2 separate regions of the Homo sapiens genome follow, and region 1 is linked to region 2. Evidence: chromatin contacts called from ENCODE Hi-C or POLR2A ChIA-PET data. All regions are on one chromosome and are shown on one strand. The core of a region is the stretch at or near the end of the contact, and the rest is flanking DNA. Distances in the headings are between cores, read along the strand shown.

Evidence for each region. A loop is a pair of places that touch in the nucleus more often than their neighbours do. ChIA-PET counts read pairs that join two places held with the same protein, here RNA polymerase II (POLR2A). Pooled maps may share reads with other maps.
Region 1: a loop to region 2 is called in a pooled map, with 3 times the contacts of the local background. The contact joins the promoter of ESRP2 here to the enhancer-like site in region 2. A Hi-C loop is called at or near these places in 1 of 168 maps with a recorded cell type or tissue (PC-9) and 5 of 50 pooled maps. POLR2A ChIA-PET finds 5 or more read pairs at or near these places in 2 of 52 experiments (PC-9 and naive thymus-derived CD4-positive, alpha-beta T cell).

The regions. Positions count from the first base shown.
Region 1 is chr16:68,231,798-68,238,008 of GRCh38, forward strand. It overlaps ESRP2 (epithelial splicing regulatory protein 2), which reads right to left and starts at 4,330. Exons shown (of 15, transcript NM_024939.3): 1 at 4,051-4,330; 2 at 3,837-3,965; 3 at 2,197-2,310; 4 at 1,971-2,085; 5 at 1,530-1,628; 6 at 964-1,018; 7 at 780-890; 8 at 574-706; 9 at 449-491; 10 at 5-306. The coding sequence starts at 4,248. It overlaps MIR6773 (microRNA 6773), which reads right to left and starts at 1,702; the gene lies at 1,629-1,702. RefSeq lists silencers at 4,278-4,507, 5,818-5,907, 5,938-6,037 and enhancers at 4,529-5,117, 5,118-5,705, 5,706-6,211.
Region 2 is chr16:67,503,071-67,509,420 of GRCh38, forward strand. It overlaps ATP6V0D1-DT (ATP6V0D1 divergent transcript), which reads left to right. Exons shown (of 4, transcript NR_184227.1): 4 at 955-3,333. Among named protein-coding and RNA genes, the nearest start is that of RIPOR1, 23 kb to the right of the region's middle. RefSeq lists an enhancer at 1,658-1,767. Within about 2 kb of position 1,466, at least 13 of the 41 ENCODE cell types and tissues checked have a DNase peak (open chromatin) inside an H3K27ac peak, as active enhancers do.

The DNA.
Region 1 (6,211 bases), core at 3,080-5,579, 730 kb after region 2:
TCACCTGCTGCACTTCGGCTGCAGTGCTCCGGAAGAGTTCAATGTATCGCTTACCCAGCATGCCCTTGTGCCTGCGCAGTGCAGCCTGTGCCAGCTCCTCACAAGCAAAGAGGGCGAAGGCATCACCAGTCGGCCGGCCATCAGGATGGCGCACAAAGAGCAGCCCCTCGGTACCCCCAGTCACTGGGCACTCTGGCCCCAGGAAGCCAAGCACGTCCGTTGGCCCAGCCGAGAAGGGCAGTCCCCGCAGCCGCAGGATCACTTGGTCTTCCCGTGACAAGAAACGAGCCACCTCTAGTGATGTGCCTGTGTATGAGAGTCGCCTGCTGACTTCACTCATGCTCCTCCAGACACTCACCCATGCAGGGGAGCAGGCAGGCAAGGGGTGGTGGGGAAGTGAAATGGATCAAGAACCAGGGGAGCCAGGCCCTGTTTGCAGTATACTCACCCCCTGCAATCTTTACAAACTCCTCCCCTGTCGCTTTATACACCTGTGGGTACAGAGAGCAGCAGCCCATGGGTCTCAGGCCTGACTCAGATTGGCCCTGCTCCGCTCCCAGCCCAAAGCCCCACCTCAATATAGCGGACGCCCATGTGGTGCTTGTGTCTCTGCAGCGCTAGGTCCCGCTGCTCGCTGTCCACAAAGCGGATGAGGGCCTCGCCATTTCTGCGGCCCTGGGCGTTGAGGCAGAGTGCTACACCACCCCTGTGGAGCCAGTGCTGTTAGTGCCTCCTGGGTAGGCCTGTCCAATTGGGCCCACCCACCCTGCCACACCCACCTGGCCACGTTGAGCCCTTTGAAGAAGCGAGCCACGTCCTGGTCTGATGACTGCCACGGCAACCCACGAGCCCGTACCACAGTCTCACTGTCCACCACATCAGCCTTGCTGCTGTAGGGGCAGGGCACAGTGCTGTCAGAGCTATTCAGCTGTTGTCACCCCCAGCCCCTGCTCCCACACTCACCAAGGCCCCGTCTCGTATTTCTGCTTTATCACCTCGGGCTTCGAAAACAATTGACCTGAGAAAAGATGGCCTGGGGGTCAGCAGGGTCTGGTGGAGAGGGGTGTCCCCACCAAGTTCTGCAAAAAGTGGACAATTGAGAGAGATGAAGAAATGACAGGCCGAGCACAGTGGCTCACGCCTATAATCCCAGCACTTTGGGAGGCCAAGGTGGGTGGATCATTTGAGGTCAGGAGTTCCAGACCAGCCTGGCCAACATGGTGAAACCCCATCTCTACTAAAAATACAAAAATTAGGTGGGCATGGTGGCAGGCGCCTATAATCCCAGCTACTCTGGAGGCTTAGACAGGAGAATCGCTTGAACCCGGAAAGTGGAGGTTGCAGTGAGCTGAGATTGTGCCACTGCACTCTAGCCTAGGCTACAGAGGGAGACTGTCTCAAAAAAAAAAAAAAAAAAGAAATGACAAAGAGGATTCCCCCGTGGTCTCTTAGAGAAGGTCACAGTGGGGAGGAGCAATAGGCATTTGTCATCCCTGAGAACAGGTGACAGGCAGTGAGGGAAACCTTACTGCTGGGCTCTTTGAGTAGATGGAGGATAACAGCTACCATTGTCTTGACTTCCCAGACCCCAAAGTCATCCTCTGTGGCATCTGTCTCCAGTCCTAAACCTATGGGCAGAGAAGTGACAGTGAAGACATCTTAGCATAAGCACTAATCCTGTTTACTCCTGGGCCCAACTCCCCTCCATAGACACATGCTGGAGACCAGCATACACATTTGTTTTGGCCCAGTTCATGTGTGCACATACAGATTCCCAGTCCAGACATAGACAGACACATACCCACATTCCAAACTCATCCTAGCACAGACACGAAGACACAGTACACTCAGGGACTTAGCAGATAACGCAGTCTTGTATGTGTCCATATTACCCACCCACAGCATGCACATACTCAGACACATGTACCCACAGTGGCTTCTCCACCCTAACCCTGCTGGGTCACAGATACCCTGTGCCATGGTGGCCACAGTGAGGTCCCTGGCAGGGCAGGTGCTTGGATGCTGCATATGGAATTCTCTTCGGAGGTCATAGAAGGAGAAGAACATGTCGGGGAGCACCAGGTTCTGGGGGCACATAGGATTGAGGATGAGCGCCCTGCCCACCCTCAGGACAAGAGGGGTTCTGGGAACCTTACTGACCACCCCACCCCACCCGGTTTTCCTTCAGGAGCATACCTTCCTGGAGGCCTCGGGGTGCAGGACCTGTCGCAATAGCTGCTGCCCATCAGTGCAGAGCATGTAGGGGCCCCCGCCCAGCAAAGCCACATCCCCGTTCACCAGCTGTGAGAACTGGGGATAGGGAATGGGGAGAGAGAAACACACAGATTCACAGCTGGGCAGGCAGGAAGTGAGGGTAGGAGGAAGGAGGCAGGCTGCAAAGCTGGTTCAGCCAGATGTTCAGCCCTATCCTGCCTGGGAATAAGAGGCCACGCCTGTTGAGCCTAGCCCTATGTCCCTTCCCCTCACCCCCCAACCCTGTTCCAGTCCACTGTCACCTCCTCCAGGCCAAATGAGGGCAATCACATATAACCGAAGCCCTCAACACACACACTCCAGGAGTTTGGAGTGGGGCCAGAGCAAACACCTGGAGTGGGACAAGCAGGTGGGAAGGGGCGGGGCAAAGCAGGTTAAACCTGTCTTTGACCGGGTACCACCCTCAGACAGGTGGGGGAGGCCCAGGCCTGCCTGAGGCCCAGAAGGCTCATGGTCAATGGCAGCCCCGCCTCCAGGTCTGACCAACCGAGGGGCAGAGAAACTCCAAGGACAGAGCTCCACACTTGGACATCAGGGGCAGCATGAGCTTTGACCCACATCCTATTGACCGGCTGGCACTGAGCTGTTTGCTCATAGAGGGGGTGGCACTCCTGAGGCTGCCCAGCCCTCCCCCAGCCTCCATCCTTGCTGGAGAAGTATAAACACTAATCAGTGACCCACGAACCCTCCCTGCCAATTCTGTGACACTTTACAACTTGGGGCTGACAGAGCAAGGCAACCCAGCTCTCCTCCAGCAAACTCCCCAAGTGAAGGGCCGGGAGCCCTTCTGGAACAGACAAGGAATCATCATCGTGGTGCCTCCTCATCAGGAACCACAAGAGTTGTTGGAAGATGAAAGAACGTGAGTGTATAAAAAGGACTTACACTAATTACACTCAAGAGTCAGACATAGAATGAGCGCCGTAGTGAAGATAAGGAAAAGAAAACAGCAATGGAAACCACCTCCCACTTCAGCTAGGGCAGGAGGCACCCCAGGCCTTTGCACTCAGCAGGCAGATAGTCCCCCAGGCCAGGCCGGGACAGCGCCCACGCCTGGCCAGCCGGCCGGGACAGGCCTAGACGAGCAGTTTACACCTGGCGGCGTCTACCTCTAGGGCCGACACCGCCCTACGCCTCCGCTCCAGCAGCTCCCAAGCAGGCCGAAGACGCGGGCCGCAAGGACAGGTGACCTATATGGGCCCCTCGACCCCTTTCGCTTCCGGCTGCGGCTCAGGGAGACCTGACCCAGCAGGTCTCCCAAAGGCGTCTCGGCCTCGCTCCCCGGGCGGGAACTGGGGATGGATCCCAAAGCCTGCGTCCCGATCCCTTCGGTAGGAGTAGGTTCCTGCAATGGTTGAAAAGTAAGGAGCCCAGGGGAATGGCTGGCACGCGCGGATGAAAGGGGCACGCACACGCGAGAGTCGCTCAAAGTTTCAAACAAGAGCCCAGTCCTGCCGCCTGGACCGGTTGGTTGCGGCACGCCAGGCCTAGCCTCCGGCCGCCAATCCCGCCCAGAAATGTCCTCACGTCCAGGCCATGCCGCCACCCACCCCGGCGCTCACCTGCTGCAGCACCTTGTCCAGCGGCTCTGCCCGCGCCAGGCTGTCGGCGCTCAGGCCGCTCGCCTCGCGGCACTGCGTACTCAGTGCGGCCGCCTCGGCACGAACCAGCGATTTGTGCAGCGTCCCCACCTGTGAGCGGCGGGGGAAACCGATCAGCCGCGCCCCTCGACCCCGGAAGCTCCCTGGGGACCTCACCGCCTCTTTTCCACCCTACCTGGCGGCTCCGCGGCTCAACCACTTGCCAAACTAGGAGGATTAAGTCGGTCTCGTCCGAGCCCAGGTCCCGTCCCAGCGCACCCGCCGTAGCCCCGAAGAGGACGACCAGTGATCCGGGCCAGGGGCAGGGGTCCGCGGCGGGGTCGGCCGCGGGGTCAGGGCCCGGGGGAGGGGGCGGCGGCGGCGGCGGAGTCATGGCCGCAGAGGAAGGGGGCTCTCGGCCAGACACGCGGACCGACGAGGCGCACGCACGCACCGACCGACCGCAGACGCGGATCAGCTTGGGCGGGACACCGTGTATCGGGGGCGGCACCTGCGGCCCGGCTGGCTCAGTGGGCGCTGCCAAGACCCGCCCGTGGCGCCCCGCGGGGCGGGGCGGCTACCGGCCCACGCCCTCTCCAGGCGAGTTACCTGCCGGCCCCGCCGGCCACGTGACCGGGGCGGCTCCGGGAACCTTGGGGGAGGGCCGCCAGAACTCAACCCAGGACGCAAGAGCTCACGCTCCCGGCCTGGGCGCACGCTTAGGATCCGGATTCCTACTTCCAGGGCTGGTCCTGCCTGATTTTGGGGGCTAACCCATTCTTCCGCTCTCCCCCCACTCTTCCCCAGGGGTCGTCAGGCCTCTGCAAAGGAGCGTGCAAGACAGAGGCCTTCTCCAGTATGGAAGTCACCAGGAGGCAGTCTAGGGGCTGTGGGGGTCAACACGGCAGGTCTGGGGTTGATGGAAGTCAAAGGGTCAAGGGGGCGGTGAGAGTTGCCGGGTATCACCCTGTAGGGGGATCACCAGAAGTCACCTGGGAAAGGGGAGGGCGGCGGGAACATCAGCGTTGTTAGAGCTGTGGGGTGGTCACCAGGGATCACAGGGAAGGGCTTGTCCACGCAGATGCTAGGGCCGAGCGCTAGCCTGGCACTGAGAAGTGCCAGAGCGCGGTCGTTGTGGGTTGGGAGTGGGCAGGCCTCAATGCTGGGGAAAGGAACCCCCCAAATCGCAGAGAGCTGCACCCTAGACGAGGCTGAGAGGGGTAGAACGGGCCTGGAGCCTCACTCCTACCCCACGTGTGGGGGCCTGCCTGCTTTCGTCCCTTTCTGGACGGTGGAGAAGCTGCCTGGAGATTGCGAGCGCTCTGGCCGATGGGGGGCTAGCGTTGAGCGTGTGTGCGCGCATGCGGGCTGCAGATCCTCCCTTTTCCATCCCGCACCTACAACCCAATTGACAGCCCCGCATTTGGGGCTCCCATTCCTCCCTTTGCCCAGTGGAGCTTGGTGAGGCTCCTTTATGGCGCGTTTCCCGGCCGTTCCTTACTTTCCCAAACTCTCCCAGGGAGGTGACTGAGAAACTGAATAAGTGACTGAGAAACTGAATAATCCAGCAGGAAGGAGGGGGCTCCAGCGTGGCGGGAACTGAGTCACGCGGTTGCCTAGCCCGACTCGAGACTGAGACGGGAGCCGCACCACGCGCTTTCGGACAAGGAGGGTGCTGCGGCCCGGCCCCTGGACAATGGAGAGAGCGGGGCACCCGGGCGCATCACCAGAGCTCATGCCCGGGAAAGGGGCGAGGCCCGGGGGGAGAGAGCTCAGCGTAGCTCCACTTGGCAGCTAAAGAAACAGGCGCCCGGGACGGAAATGACTCGCGCCCGGACACGGCGACAGGGAGAGCATGGGAAGTGCTTCCTTCGCCCGGCGGGTTCGAGCGAGTAGCACTTTACTTTCCCTACAGGTGGAGGCGGGCCTTGGTGCGCGGCTGTCCATCTCCGGACCGCCCACCCGGGCACTGGCCCATGCGTCTCCTCCCCCGGAAGCGGTAAGCGAATCAGGCGCGGGGGAAGGGAGAACGTTGCTCCTCGGGCCCCTCCTCCCGATAAGCCTGGAATGTCAAATATTTGTTCGCGGGGCGGGGCGCAACCGCGAGTAACGCTCCTCCCCCTCCCGCCCGGTAGGGCGCCTGCGCTTGGTGGAGGCGGCCCTTCCTCCGGCCACGCCCTTCCAGCCAACTCCCCTAAACCAGTGGCCCTAACCGCCGCATTCCTAAAGCTCCACAGAAGCACGTCGCTTCCTCCTTGGCTCCTGTCTGGGTTCCACTCTTACAGCACAGGGTCACAGCGTCCCCGCCCGAAGGTCTGGGCGCTACTCGGTCTCCTTCTCGCCCCTCCTGGCGACCT
Region 2 (6,350 bases), core at 216-2,715:
CCGGAGCTTGCAGTGAGCCCAGATTGCGCCACTGCACTCCAGCCTGGGCGAGAGTGCAAGACTCCGACTCAAAAAAAAAAAAAAATCCTTGGGAGGCTGAGGCTGGAGGATCCCTTGAGCCCAGGAGGTTGAGGCTGCAGTGAGCTGTGATCCCACTACTGCACTCAGCCTGCATGACAGAATGAAACCCTGTCTCAATCAATCAATCAATAAGGCCGGGCACAGTGGCTCACGCCTGTAATCCCAGCACTTTGGGAGACCGAGGCGGATGGATCATTTGAGGTCAGGAGTTCAAGACCAGCTTGACCTACATAGTGAAACCCTGTCTCTACTAAAATACAAAAATTAGCCAGGTGTGGTGGCAGATGCCTGTAATCCCAGCTACTTGGGAGACTGAGGCAGGAGAATCGCTTGAACCCAGGAGGCGGAGGTTGCAGTGAGCCAAGATCACACCACTGCACTCCAGCCTGGGCGACAGAACAAGACACCCTCTGAAAGAAAGAAAAGAAAGAAAGAGAAGGAAGGAAGGAAGGAAGGAAGAAAGGAAGGAAGGAAGGAAGGAAGGAACCATTCTTGACTTGTGGGTTATACAAAAACAGGCAGGGTTCCACTCCTGGCACTAGGTTTGTTCTTGTGTTTGTTCTCTGTTCAGGGTTATGCCACGCAGAGGGTAGGAGGGGAATTAGTCCATGGTTATGTGTCCTCACAGATGACCACTGAGAAGGCCACCATGCCTAGTCGTCACGACTCTAGGCCCAGCAACTTGCTGAAGACTCTGCAGTGCTGGGGACCCAGGCATTTTTGTGAGGCTGTCCACACCCTATCTGCCTGTGAGGACTGGGCAGTCCATCTGGGGGTCTGGCTGCCTCTCCTGCGTGCTGCTGGGAGGCTAGGCCTGACTGTCATTGCTCTACGGCCACATCCCCAGCCACGCTCTTCTTTTTCTTCTTTCAGCCAGAGGGAGCCCTGAATTCATGCAGAGGAGTTTTTCTACCTTCCATCTGCTTCTGCATATCATCTTGTCTACTTAATGCCCCTCCTTCCGGATTTATAGAACAGTATGCATAATATGACCCCAACTGCATTCCAAAAAATAGATGTAGATGTAAGCTTAGAGATGCAAAGAAACTTTTTGAGAGAATTCACTATGCTTCTCGCGGGTGGTGACACAGTTCAAGGAGGTTCCATGGGGTGTAATGTTTATCTTTCTCTTTTGTCCTTCTGATCATTGAAATGATGCTTTGTGTGTGTGAACATGTATTACTTTTATAATTAAAATAGAAAAATTAATTTGAATGGGACAAATGCTCGAAGTCAAAGTCACCTGTTATAACTGCTGTCACTAACAGGGCAACTGTTTGAAAATGCTGCAGAAACATGAGAAATGTTCATGAAGTGACCCTGTGGAGGCTTCCGGTCACAGGATCATGTGAGCGCCACGATCACCCCAGGGGTGGAGCAGATGCTAAGTGTTCACCACACCCAATTCTCTTCCTGGACACACAGGAAGATGACATTTCCAGTGACATGCCCCACCTCTAGGCCCTAGTCTTTTTTTTATTTAAAGGTCTGAGTCTTGTTCTGTCACCCAGGCTGGAGTGCAGTGCTGTGATCATGACTCACTGCAGCCTCAACCTCCTGTGCTCAAACAATCCTCCCACCTCAGCCTCCCTAATAGCTGATGTCATATAGGCATGAGCCAGTGTGCCTGGCTCAGGCCCTACCCTTAAAAGCATCCCACCTGATTCACCAGCCCCCTTCTCTCTCTCAGTAAACTTGGAAACCACGCATTCCAGATGGTATAATTTACAGCATGATGGAAAAAGCCAGCTCTCCATGGGAAGCTGGCCAGTCTTCATTGGAGTACATTTTTATTGCATGAAGCCAATGAGACTTGATATTGTTTAACTCTGTGGTTTCCAAAGTGCGGTCCTTTTGAAGTATCCATAAAGTCTACACTAGGTTCACGGTAATATTAAGATGTTATTTGTCAGCTGGGCACGGTGGCTCACGCCTATAATCTCAGCACTTTGGGAGGCCAAGGCAAATGGATAATGAGGTCAGGAGTTTCAGACCAGCCTGGCCAACATGGTGAAACCCAGTCTCTACTAAAAATACAAAAATTACCTGGGTGTGGTGATGCATGCCTGTAATCCCAGCTACTCAGGAGGAGGCTGAGGCAGGAGAATTGCTTGAATCCGGGAGGCAGAGATTGCAGTGAGCTGAAATCTCACCACTGCACTCCAGCCTGGGTGATGGAGCAAGACACTGTCTCAAAAAAAAAAAAAAAGATATTATTTGTCTTTCATGAGTGTACAGTGGGATTTTCCAGAGGCTACATGACATGTGTTTTTTTATTTTGTTTTTTATACTGACAGAGGGGTCTTGCTATGTTGCCCAGACTGGTCTTCCAACTCCTGGCCTCAAGTGATCCTCCCGCCTTCACCTCCCAAAGTGCTGGGATTATAGGTGTGAGCCACTGCGCCTGGCTGTTTGTGACATGTGATGTTGAAACAGGTTGAGTATAGAAGCAGATATGGGAATTAAACCAGAATATTAAACCAGACATTGAAGAGATTTGCAAAAAATACAAAACAATACCACTGTTTTCACTTTCTTTTTGGTTTGGAAAAATGTAGTTATTTTTCATTAAAAGTATGTTGTGTTGGCTGGGCACAGTGGCTCATGCCTGTAATCTCAACGCTGGGAGACTGAGGTGGGAGGATCACTTGAGATCAGGAGTTCGAGACCAGCCTGACCAACATAATGAAACCCCATCTCTACTAACAATATAAAAATTAGCTGGGCTGGCTGAGCGCGGTGGCTCACGCCTGTAATCCCAGCACTTTGGGAGGCCAAGGCGGGCGGATCATGAGGTCAGGAGATCGAGACCATCCTGGCTAACATGGTGAAACCCCATCTCTACTAAAAATACAAAAAATTAGCTGGGCGAGGTGGCGGGCGCCTGTAGTCCCAGCTGCTCAGGAGGCTGAGGCAGGAGAATGGCGTGAACCCAGCGGGCAGAGCCTGCAGTGAGCAGAGATCGCGCCACTGCACTCCAGCCTGGGCGACAGCAAGACTCCGTCTCAAAAAAAAAAAAAAAAAATAACTGGGCTTGGTGGCATGCGCCTATAATCCCAGCTACTTGAGAGGCTGAAGCAGAAGAATTGCTTGCACCTGGGAGGGGCAGGTTGCAGTGAGCCAAGATCGCACCACTGCACTCCAGCCTGGGCAACAGAGCAAGACACCTTCACCTTCTCAAAAAAAAAAAAAGTTGTGTTAACATGTAATGGTTTCATGATATCATTTTAAATAAATTAATAAACATGTAAACATTTTCTCTGTTTTAATTTCTCACATGGTAAATATTAATGGTGTGAACCAAAAAGTGACTGAGGCATCTCAATCAATTTAGAGGTTTATCTTGCCAAGGTTGAGGACACGCCCGGGGAAAAAGAGACACAAGTCACAGTACGATCTGTGTCCTGTGCTTTTTCCAAAGAGGAAAGAGGCAGCAGGAGGGGAGGGAGGAAAGGGGAAAAAAGCGGGCAGGAGGGTAGGCAGGGCGGCAAGTGGTGACATTGTTGTGAGGCTGTGATTAGCAGCTCAGTGACTCTACATTTTATATGTGAAAAGGGGTCGGGGGAGTCAACTATGCATTGTCTCGGGCTTAGTAGATCTACATTTTACATAACTAAGCCTGTGAAATTACAGCTGTCCGTTTGGGAAAGGAAGGCAGTTTTTGTGGTTCCCAAGCTTAACTTTCCCTTTGACATAATGAGTTTGGGGTCCCAAGATTTTATTTTCCTTTCATAATAGATATAACCAACATGAACAAAATTCTTTAGAATCCTCAAAAATACTGAAGAGTGAAAAGACGTCATGAGACCAAAAGGTTTGAGACCCTTTGCTCTGTGACAGCTAGCCACCCTGGGACAGGCCGTTTCAATCTGGAAACACACATAGTACCTCAATTATGGGAAATTCTCTCTCTCTGTCTCTTTTTTTTTTTCTTTTGAGATGGAGTCTCGCTCTGTCACCCAGGCTGGAGTGCAGTGGCGCGATCTGGGCTCACTGCGACCTCCACCTCCCGCGTTCAAGTGATTCTCCCACCTCAGCCTCCTGAGTAGCTGGGATTACAGATGTGCACCACCACATCTAACTAATTTTTGTATTTTTAGTAGAGACGGGGTTTCACCATGTTGGCCAGGCTGGTCTCGAACTCCTGACCTCAAGTAATCCTCCCACCTTGGCCTCCCAAAGTGCTGGGATTACAGGCGTGAGCACGGCACCCGGTCCCTTTCACTTTACACTTTCCATTACTGTCATTTTGCTCTACTTCCTGGAGATTTCTTCAACTCTATTTCCAACCCTTATATTGAGTTTCTCACTTCTGCTATCATATGTTTCGTTTTTCAAGGCTTTAACATTGCTCTCTGGAATTTTTTTCCCCCTTTTATTCCTGAGGCATGCTGTTCTTGCTTTATGGATGTAATGTCTTCTCTAATATCTCTGAGAATATTAATGCAGAATGTACATTTCCTCTGATTTGTTATTGTTGTTTTCATCTCTGCTTACCGTGTTACCTTTATTTCTCTAATATCTGCTGATTATTGGTTTTCTCCTTATATAGAAGAGTCAGGCCCTAGAAAACTGATTGGCAGTAGTAGGCATTGAGTGGGGCTTGTGCACAGTTTCAGTGTCATAGTGAGTGGTCATTTCCTTTAGAACCTCCTTCTCCACTCTGCTCAATGTCAATGTCAATGTGTTTATTATTTTCTCTTGAGGTGTCTGCCAATCTCCTGCCTGCAGGTATACTCTGGCTGCTGGCATTCTAGATCCTTCCTAGAGAAGAAGAGCAGTGCCTACATATTCAGTATATAAACTTCTCTGTAATCATTCTGCTTTTCGGATGATAATCTGACTCCTAACTGCCTGGTGCTCCCCAGTCTAGAGACACTCTATTATCTATCATCTGCTGGTGTGGGAGAAGGGCAGCACCATCCGGGTTGAGTTGAGGAAGGGATCTAGGGTTCAGCCACTTCTTTCTTTAAAGTAATTTTTTTAAATTGTGATTTTAAAAAACAAAACTTACCATTTAACCATTTTTAAGCGTATGTCAGTAGCATTAAGTACATTCATAATGTTGTATACCCATTGCCACTATCTACTTCAGACCTTTTTTTTTTTGAGATGGAGTCTCCTTCTGTTGCCCAGGCTGGAGTGCAGTGGTGCAATCTCGGCTCACTGCAAGACACTCCATCTCCCAGATTCAAGCAGTTCTCCTGCCTCAGTCTCCTAAGTAGCTGGAATTACAGGCACCCACCACCATGCCCGGCTAATTTTTGTATTTTTAGTAGAGACAGGGTTTCACCATGTTGGCCAGGCTGGTCTCGAACTCCTGACCTCAAGTGATCCACCCACCTTGGCATCCCAAAATGCTGGGATTATAGGCATGAGCCACCGCCCCCAGTACTTTTTTTTTTTTTTGTAAGACAGGATCTCTAATGCCAGGTGTGGTGGCTTGTGCCTGTAATCCCAGCAGTTTAGGAGGCTGAGTCGGGCGGATTAAGAGGTCAGGAGTTCGAGACCAGCCTGGCCAACAAGGTGAAACCCCGTCTCTATTAAAAATACAAAAATTAGCCGGGTGTGGTGGCAGGCGCCTGTAATCCTGGCTACTCAGGAGGCTGAGGCAGGAGAATTGCTTGAACCTGGGAGGGGGAGGCTGCAGTGAGCCAAGATCACGCCACTGCATTCCAGCCTGGTGACAGAGCAAGACTCCATCTCAAAAAAAAAAAATTCTTGGCTGGGCACGGTGGCTCACACCTGTAATCCCAGCACTTTGGGAGGCCAAGGCAAGAGGGTTGCTTGAGAGACCAGCCTGAGACCCTTGTCTCTACAGAAAAATTTAAAAATTAGCCTGGCATGGTGGCTCACACCTGTAGTCCCAGCTACTCGGGAGGCTGAGGTGGAAGGATTACCTGAACCCAGGCGACTGAGTCTGCAGTGAGCCATGATCGCACTACTACACTCTAGCCTGGGTGACAGAGTGAGATCCTGTCTCAAAAAAAATTAAAAACAAAACCAACATTCTTAGCTCACAAGCTGCACAAACACTAGCAGTGGGCTAGATTTGGCCATGAGCCAACCCCTCTACCCTAGACTATTGGCAAAGATCAAGAAGTATGATAGCAGAGGAAAAACAGACACTTGAACTCCTCTTGGTGGGATGTCACTGGCACAACAAGGAGTGGGAGTAGACAGTGGTTGGCATGGCTCAATGCAGTGGGAACGGTGCCCCCTCCCTCACCAAGTCCAGAACAGTGGCAAGACCTCAGTGGGGAGCAAGT